Regions from separate parts of the Homo sapiens genome. Here region 1 is linked to region 2. A link is a loop called in an ENCODE intact Hi-C map of the cell type or tissue named here. Cell type or tissue: gastrocnemius medialis. All regions are shown on one strand. Each heading gives the region's core, and the rest is flanking DNA. Links, peaks and the distances in the headings are about the cores only.

Evidence for each region. Hi-C counts contacts between places; a loop is a spot of excess contacts. Peaks named below come from ENCODE experiments on the same cell type or tissue, not always from the same donor. Only the 100,000 strongest peaks of a DNase experiment are listed, where the experiment ranks them.
Region 1: it touches region 2 in a loop (3-fold over the local background); 9 of 110 quality-filtered maps call a loop at or near these places.

Annotation. Positions count from the first base shown.
Region 1 is chr15:82,136,583-82,141,052 of GRCh38, forward strand. It overlaps EFL1 (elongation factor like GTPase 1), which reads right to left. Exons shown (of 20, transcript NM_024580.6): 19 at 2,076-2,260. Among named protein-coding and RNA genes, the nearest start is that of LINC01583, 50 kb to the left of the region's middle. In gastrocnemius medialis, for the core only: a CTCF peak has its summit at 3,403 (motif pointing left); no DNase peak of the experiment used is centred there.
Region 2 is chr15:82,194,646-82,199,322 of GRCh38, forward strand. The region is part of intron 15 of EFL1 (elongation factor like GTPase 1); the gene reads right to left. Among named protein-coding and RNA genes, the nearest start is that of EFL1, 66 kb to the right of the region's middle. RefSeq lists an enhancer at 3,615-3,674. In gastrocnemius medialis, for the core only: a CTCF peak has its summit at 3,547 (motif pointing left); a DNase peak (open chromatin) is centred at 3,516; H3K27ac peaks cover 676 bases.

The DNA of each region.
Region 1 (4,470 bases), core at 1,971-4,470, 58 kb before region 2:
TGATTTTTTCATTAGAACCATCAGTAATACATTTGCACTACAGACATAGTTCTATTTTTCAGGCACTGCCTTTTAAAACCCATCCCTTATATTTCTTACTTGGTTTGTGTTCTTATGTAAAAGTTGAATGCCAAAAACCAAAACCAAAACTAAAAAGCTAGAATTTTGGATAAATGAGAAATTACTACCCACAAGCACAGGAATTAAAAAATAAATGTTTGGGGGGTACTGTTTTCTACATAATGAAATTCAGCAATATCGCATCAGATATAAGCCAGCAAAGCCATCAAAACACCATTAAGTTTTCAGAGAAATATGCAAAAGTCAAGAAAAGATTCATAGTAAATTACTGTTAAAACCTAGAGTTTGTACTGACCAAAAAAACGTAACCTAAATCATAGCATTAACCTTGGTTCTGTCAAGCATTAAGAATGTGATTTTTTTTTTTTTTTAAAGGAAAAGCAGACACAATGGTGTGCTCTGGGCTAGCAACTTCACTTGCATCAATTTAGATGATATGAACTTGCTGAATTAAAATCAAATTTGCCCTGTCCAAAGTCAATTTTTCTGAAGTGCCACCCTTCTTTACTTCACTGATTCACTTGATTATAAATTTCATTTTAAAAAGAAAATTCTCCCTCAATTATTCTCATTTTCCATTCTCTTCTAAATTTAAACTCTTCTTAAAGTGTTCTGGAAAAATGGACCCATTAGGCTAAAGAAAGTGAGAAAGATAACAGCTTAGCATTGAAGCTAAATCATGAGTTCTGCTGAAATAGAGTTTAAGAAAAAAAAACCATGGATTATCTGTGTGAAGCCCTGTGCAATGAATGCCACACCGCTGAGAGCAAGCCAAAATGAATGTGGTGTAGACTCAGAGAACGAACCACAAGGAAACAATCTTCGCATCAGCAAGGGCTGGTCAGCCACAATGTCAGGAACTAGGTTAGATATTTGACCTAGGGGTGAAGAAAACTCAGGGAGGGTCCATGATTTGTCCAAATAAATAGAAGAATATTTGAAACCAGGACTCTCTGACTCCAAAGTCAATGGTTCTTCCATTACCTTACAAGCCTCCATGGTAAAAGGGAATAATGTGAAGTTATTTCAATTCCCTGTAAACAATAACAACAAAAACTGCTTTCTTAAAACAATCTTTCTACTTATATCCTTGAGTTTACAATTTGATTCCTGACCTTAGGCTTTTTCTTGAAAAGTAAATTGTTTTTTGCACATGCCCTGCAGTTTGTTTTTACCAGCCTTTTCTCATGCGGCACCTTCTGATTGAGTGTCCTTCTTCTTAGCTGGTTAATGTCTACTTTTCCTTTACAGATATGTTCAGGACAGCTGGTCTGACCTTATCTTTGCCACTTGTTATTCTTTTTTCTCTAACTTAACAATGTGTTCACAATCTTTCCTTCTCTCCTCCCTCAGCAATGTGGATCTGTTAAGTTTTCCTTTCTGATTACAGATAAGGTTTGCCTTTTCACCTACCTTTACCTACACTGACAATGAAGGGTTCTGAGTAGCCATTTCGTTCCATTCTCATTCCACAACACCTGAAAGCCACAGAAACCTTGAATCTCCATAATGGGGACTGAAGAATATACAGTACATAATAATTTAAAGCTACCCCTTGCAAGAAGTGTAACTGTTCCCCTCTAATTACTGGAGATATTTTTTTTTCCCCTAGAAGAAAATATTCTTAAAATTTCACATTCAAAAGGTCTGTGATTTTCTTTTAAAAATCTAAAATATATATTTGGATGAAAAAAGGATTAAATTTTCAGCATCTTAAATTTTATATTGAATAAAAAGGACAAATGAGAGAGAGAGAGAGAGAGTGTATGTGTGTGTGTGTGTGTGTGTGTGTGTGTTTATTATAAACCACAGATGATCTCAGGCTCATTCAATCTGGATGAAAAAGCCATTTGCTTTCTCCTGTCCATTTGACTGAGTTGAGCCATAGGAAGGCCAAATGGCATGATCTGTGTTGTTTGCTACTCTTGGCCTCCTCTGTAGGGAATGTATCCATAGATGAGAAGGAAGGAATGAATGGGAACTTGGATTTTTACCTCCCAATGGCTGAATACTAGTTGTGGGCTGGCCAGGCCACTTGTCCTCTTCCTGATTTCATCAGCAAAACCAAAGCTTTCAGCAACAGGCAGCACAGCCTTGATGATGAACATGTCTGTCCCTTCTTTCATTTCTTCTTGAAGTACCCGACCTTCTCTCTTTGACAAGACAGCATAGACTCGACCTGTAAAACCATAAATCTTTTAAAATCATGGATCAATCATATGGCTTGAGCCACACCAAGACATGATTACCCATATACTCTGTAACAATCCATAAATGATTAAATTTGTTCTCAATAATGTTGATTTACAAAAGCAAGGAACACTTTTTAAGTGTTTATTTAAAAAGCATGAGATTTATAGAAAAATTGGAAACAAAAAATAACAAAAAGTTAAATCACCCCAAACTACACTGCTCATAGACAAACTCCACAAAACAGCATGAGAAGAAGATTTGTAAAAGGACCTTTCAATGCAGTTTCACCTATAAGCTATCTTTGGGTCTGAAATCCAATGAGATGAGTGACTGGGCTTCATAAATATTAAAATATTTGAATAATTTTGAGACCTTATTGACATGGCAATGATAATTAAGATGGCATAGGCTATTTGGGCTTAGTAGGCAAGCAACTGGCATTTTTATACCAAAAATTAAAACCACACACATATATATTTGTTCATAGTTTTCTTAAACTGGTAATATTTAAGTGGTATGAGTATTAAGTGTTTTATTCCCCTGAAAACTGATAGGTTTGGAATCTTTAAGGTCTGGTAACAATTTCTAGTGCCACAGCACAAGAATTCCACTAGCAAATTCTCTTGGATGACTCTTTCAATTCATCTTTAGGCACAATTCTGCCTCACACTCAGGAGGGAAACATCTTCCCCTCTGACTGGTGTTCTGTATGAGTGTCTCTGGGTATGCAATGTATCCTTTCAACTAGTAAGGAGAACAGACCCTGCAAAGAATAGAGATACATTGAAAATCACAGACAATCATGAAGGACTTGCTGTAACCAGCAGATACTCTCTTTAAAGCCTTCTCTTTCACCTGCTGCCTAAAAAATAATTTTAGTTACATAAGTGATCTATTGCATATATTATCCTTAAACATTTACAACACTGCTGCTAAGCAGGGCTAAAGTATCCTTTGACCACCATTGAGTCCTGGACCCTTCTCTCCTAACTGCCAAGGTGATGAGTCTGGAGTGTCTGCTACCCACTTACCTTTATTTATTTATTTTTTAAACTAGAAACTGACGACACAAAGCCAAAATGTCTGACTTCCAAACTTTTCTCTCTGATTCAGATTTCCCCCTAGTGGCGGTTATTAGGAACGGAAATAGGAAACAAATGGCAGAAAATCTATTGTGTCACAACGCCTCAAGGAAAAAACCTAAACTAAAATCTCTGATGAGCCTTCACCATGTTTAGGTTTAGCTTAAAAACAAATTAACACTCCATTCGTAATGAAAGGCACCCCCTTTCCTCTTGTCTACTTCCCCAGCTAGCTACTACATTCTCTCCTTCCTTGCTTCCTCACATCTTAAACAGGTAGCTTCTCATTTCTTCACTATGTGCTCTTTCTTTAACATCTAGCTCTCCTGGTTGCTTCAGGAAACTGCTTCCTTGAAATTTCACAATAATTTTCATGTTCCTAACCTAAATGCTTTTTTCCCCCAATTTTCATTCTCTGTGATTTCTCTGTGGTATTTGAAGCTACTGATTAATGTCTACTCTGCCTACTGTCTCCAATCTTAGTATTATTCTCCTTACACTCCTGGCCTTCTGACCATCATTCTCTTTATTTCAGTATCTCCTGAACTTCTTCTTATGAGTATTCTTTGAGGCTTCATACTCTTTGAACAAACTCTCCACTCAGCGAGACAACTAATTTATAATTTGTGTGGTTTAAATTAACTAATTTTATGCTTGGGACTCCTAAGGCCATCTCTAAGCCAGGCCTCTCCTTGGATCTCCAATACCACTTTACAATGGATGCCAGGGCATCTCTGCTGTGGAAGCCAACTTCCTTTCAAATTTAACATGTCTAAGAATATATTATCTACTTCAAAAGGCAATTCCATTCTCCCCATTCCAACTATTTCCCCCGTCATTCATACCAGAAACCTCATAGTTACAGAATCACACAACAGTGGGGTAAAAGGAAACTTGAGGGTCAAGAAGTTCTACTAAAGTAGCTGTTTAAGCTCTCCTTGTATACTCTAAAACTCATTTTCTCCCAGGGTAGCCCATTCCATCTTTGGATAACTGTAACAGCTGACAATTCTTGAGTCCCAAATATGTTCCCCTGAAGTTTCTGACCATCAGTCCTAGTTTTTATCACATGGGACAAGTTTAATCCCTCTCCCACAAATTACCCTGTAAGCTA
Region 2 (4,677 bases), core at 2,000-4,499:
CGATTTTAAACGGTGAAAGGCGACACTATTAATAACTTCTCCAAGATGACAGGCATAAACAGGATGTCCTCAGCAACCCACGTTGTAAGGCCTCCCTAGTTATGAAAATAAATAGCTTGCTTTACTCAAAAAGATAGATGAAGTTAGTGGGTTCAAATGCTCAGCTTCTCTACTTTTCCACAAAATCTAGTAGTCAATGTTTTCGGAATCTTGTAATCAATGAGGCAAAGAAAACAAAATAGGATACACAGAAAGATTCTATGATGAATACAAAGAACAAAACTATGGATCTGCTATATTTTAAAATAAACTTAAACTTGGTAATGACTTGTGACCTTGGGAAATAATGTATTTTTATATCACGTAGCGTTCAATATCAATACATTCAAATTATTGTTATAATTTTACTAATAAACTGTCACTTTCTACCTGTTTGGGCTTTTCTTAAAGACAATTTTATATTTTAGCATAGGTTTAATGAACTTGGTTTCGGTTATAAACTTGTCTAACCTCATAAGGGGAAATTTTTCAAATGTATTATCCAAAAAACTCTGGATGTATCTGAATTATGTAGAAATCAGACTTTAATGAGCCAAACTCAAATCCAGAAAACACTCAAAGTTACTCTGAGGAGTGAAGATATTTAGAAAGACCTAAGTAAGACTAATGTTCTGTTACCCACAAACTCTTAGAGCTGTGTTTTCAGGCTGTAAACCGTGCTAGTGTATCTCATGTCTGGGCAGATTAATATATCTACTAATGAAAAACACACACCCAACCTCGTTGCCTACTCTAAACTGATGTAGGCCCTTGGGAGAAATTAATTCTTGGGGAACACAGTGAACATGAGAATCAACGAAGATGTACACAAGCTGGTGGCCACATCCTAGAAACTCAAGTTTCCTAATAAGCTGGACCTCCAGTCTCTCTTTGTGATTTGCTGTCCCTCAAGTTTCCCATATGTAACCTAGAAGCTAAACGCCAACAAACTAATGAGTAACTGTAAGAATATCTCCTAGAACTTCCACAGACTCCATTTTCCTCCTGCTCAAACTTCTATTCCATTTCTGTGCTCAGAAGCAGCACCTGGGAGGGGAGCACACAGTCATTCATTTATTCATTCCCACCCACACTTGAACATGCATCCTAGTAAAGTGCACCCAGGCTCAACATCAGAGATATGCCTAAAGAATGAGGACCCTTGCCCCAGGAGCTCCGAGACACTAACTGAAAACACAAACAATGTAAAGGAATCAATGTTCTAAGGGAGATCTATTAAAAGAAGTACAGGAACTCAAAGAAAGGAAAGAGCCAGATGTATCTGTCTGACGCAGTTGGGGAAGGCTTCCAAGAGGCGGTGACATTTAGCTGGCAATGAAGGGAGAAAGAACACTTGAGGAGAAGAGACAGCGTGTACCGAGACACAGAGGCATGAAAATCGTGGTATATTCAGGAGTGCTGAGAACTGAAGCATAGGGAGGTCAGAAGAAGCAGACAGTGAAGGGTCTCTTTCCAAACTGAGCAGAACTGACGAATCCTCACTGTCAGCTTCTCTCTTCCTTTTGAGGAGCCCAGCTATTTCTCTGCCTGTCCTTTCCAGTGGTTTTGCCCCTTACAAAGGGAAAGACCCGGGTTCTAGATCAACTCTCAAACTATCAGCTGCCCAAGCTTGGAGGAGACCCAGCCTCTCTGTGAGTCTCAGATTATTTATAGGAGAAAGGGCCTACAGAACCTATGAAACTCAAGGGTTCTATATGCAGAGTATCAAAAATCATTAGAGCATATTTTCATTTTTAATAATCATAGTAAGTGAGAAGAATCAGTAACAGTGTTTCAAATAATCTCAGCTATACAACTACACAGAAAATAAAATTATAGCTAATAAGCAATGGCTGGGATAGTGTAATTTGCTGAGCAAGTCAAAATCCTTTCAGTTTTTTAATATGCAAAATGAAGAGAAATTTACCACTAAAGTTTGTTTCAAGGCTTAAGTAAGAAAACAAACAAAACTGACTCAGTGAACACCTGGCATGCAGTTGGTACTAAATAAACGTTGGTTAAATCTAATTTGATATATCTTTCAAGTGCATTAATAATTGTGGCTTCGGCCGGGAGCGGTGGCTCTCGCCTGTAATCCCAGCACTTTGGGAGGCCAAGGCGGGCGGATCACGAGGTCAGGAGTTCGAGACCAGCCTGGCCAACATAGTGAAACCCTGTCTCTACTAAAAATACAAAAATTAGCCGGGCATGGTGGTGGGTGCCTATAATCCCAGCTACTCAGAAGGCTGAGGCAGGAGAATCGTTTCAACCCAGGAGTCAGAGATTGCAGTGAGCCGAGATTGCACCATTGCACTCCAGCTTGGGCGACAGAGCAAAACTCCAACTTAAAAAAAAAAAAAAAAAATTGTGGCATCATTGTTAGTATCAGTTAACAAAATATATGCAAATATAGTGAAACTGATTATGTAAACTGTTTAGAAAGTGAAAATTTACTATTGTCATTTTAGAAAATTGAAGGCTTGTGGTTTTGAAGAAAAACAACTATTATACAATAAATCTACTAATTGCTCATTTTGTTTAGAGCTAAAAAAAATGTTCCTCTTTCCTTTCCACCCCTATTCCCAGGGGACAGAAAATTTACCTTTGATTTCCAAGCATATCTGATTTCTTCCAGTCATTATAGAGTCAAATAATAAAACAAATTCAGATACAACAGTGAAGGAATAACAACTTTTACTTCAATTCTACACTTGAATCAATAGACTCAAATCCTTAGAAATATGATCATCAATGCAATTATGTGCTGAACTGCTAAATTAACAGTCATCTGGGAAACATAAAACAAAACTAGTGACAATGTGCTTCTAATTGCATGGGGGTTCAGGATATTAGTGATATTTTATATTCTGCTTCATTGCTCACTAAACAGCATATATTTTCATAATAATGCTTTTTTCCAACTAGAAACAACCAAAGGTGTCATAACTCAATTTCCAAGATGAAGAGAAAACAAAAATAGAGAAAATATATACAGTTGAAACAATGCCTTTAGTAGTTGGAAGAGGGGTAGGAGGGGCAAGAGAATGAAAAAAAGGGCCAAAATAAATTTAAATGCCTGCTTTGAAGTCATTCTTCAGGTTGAAACAGCAGGCTAAATCAATTTCAACTCCTCTATATTAATGATTCAGTCATCTCTAAGCCTCCAGTAATAAAAAGTGCCTGCCTGCCTGCCTACCTGCTGCCTGCCCTGCCTGCCAACCTGCCTGCCTGCCATGTGTAAGACTCTGGGCTAGGCAGGGGGATATAGTCTATAACCTACAATGAGAAGTCCTGGGTTGTGTTAACGAAACTGTAGCACAGTAAAGCACAAAATCTACTGAGCATTCATATGCCGTTAACCCTAAGGCCCTTTATAAACAGTTACAGGCTACACGTTTTACACATGGGCACTGGTGTGGACAGAGCACAGGCTCATGCATGCGCTGACATTGAAATTGCACTCTGTTTCTCTGTGATTTGATGAAAATCTGTGGGAAAGGCTGCCCCCTTGTGTTCATCTCAGTGCAGTTGTGACCCTGCTAGAGCTGGAACATTGCAGATGCCTTTTACCATCATCCCATGATGGCTTCAGAGAGGGGACTTCGGCCTGCTCAGTCTCTACCCAAAATCAAGGCCAGTGTAAACGAGAAAGTGCCAATGCTTCTGAGCTCGTTCAAGTCCAAGAAAGCCATTCTGGACCTCTCCCGAGGCACAGCCAAGTGAGCTAGTCCTCATGGATCCAATCAGGATAACTATTTTGTTTTGTTTAAAAAACAAAAAACTCCTGCTTATGAGAAGAGATCTTTGGAAGGATGGAATTCCTCTATGTCAAATGGCCTCTGGACCTCTGGCTGTCTGAATGTCACTTAAAGCAACCCACAGATAGAGAAGAGGGCACAGAGGGTACTGAAAACAGCAACGTAACTAAGAAATACAGGAAAACCCAAGACATGGACAGTGGAAAAGGTGAGGAAGGGTCCTGGAAAACCAACCAGGAGAGAAAGGAAGGCCATAGAGATTCATCTACCTCAACTTCCTTCTATGCAGATGCAGTTTCAGGTCTGGAAATTCCCACAAAGTGGCCAACTTGCCAGAGGTCCCACTGGTAAAATCCAGTGCTGTTTCTCCAACCAGAGGATGCCTTATTTACTAGTTTGCGATCAAAACTGTGAAGCACCTACAAATAATTTGGAAGACTAAGCACCCAGTATGAGAAACCTAACCTAGTGATCAATATAGAACCAAACATATAGTAAGCACAAAATAAATGTGAGTAAATGATTAGGATATAAAATTAAGCCAATAAAGATTTCACTTTTCAGAGGAAAAAATAGTTCACTGCATTAAAAAAAAACAAAACCTGCTTTTTTTCTTTTTAAAAATCTTTGGATCCTGAGAAAGGAAGGCTTATGAAAGACACCTTATATTCCTTCCTCCCTCTCTCACATCCTTCCACCTCCAAATCCCAAGTCCAAAAACAGATAAAATTAGGGAGAGGCTATGTCAATGCAGGAAAAGGTCTTATCCAAAAGCCAAAAACTTTGAAAAATGGAACTAGATTAAAGGCCACCCAGGTATATTAGAATTAACTTATGACACTAAGATAGCAGTTGGTTGCTCCAGAAGTTGAGAAAGAGA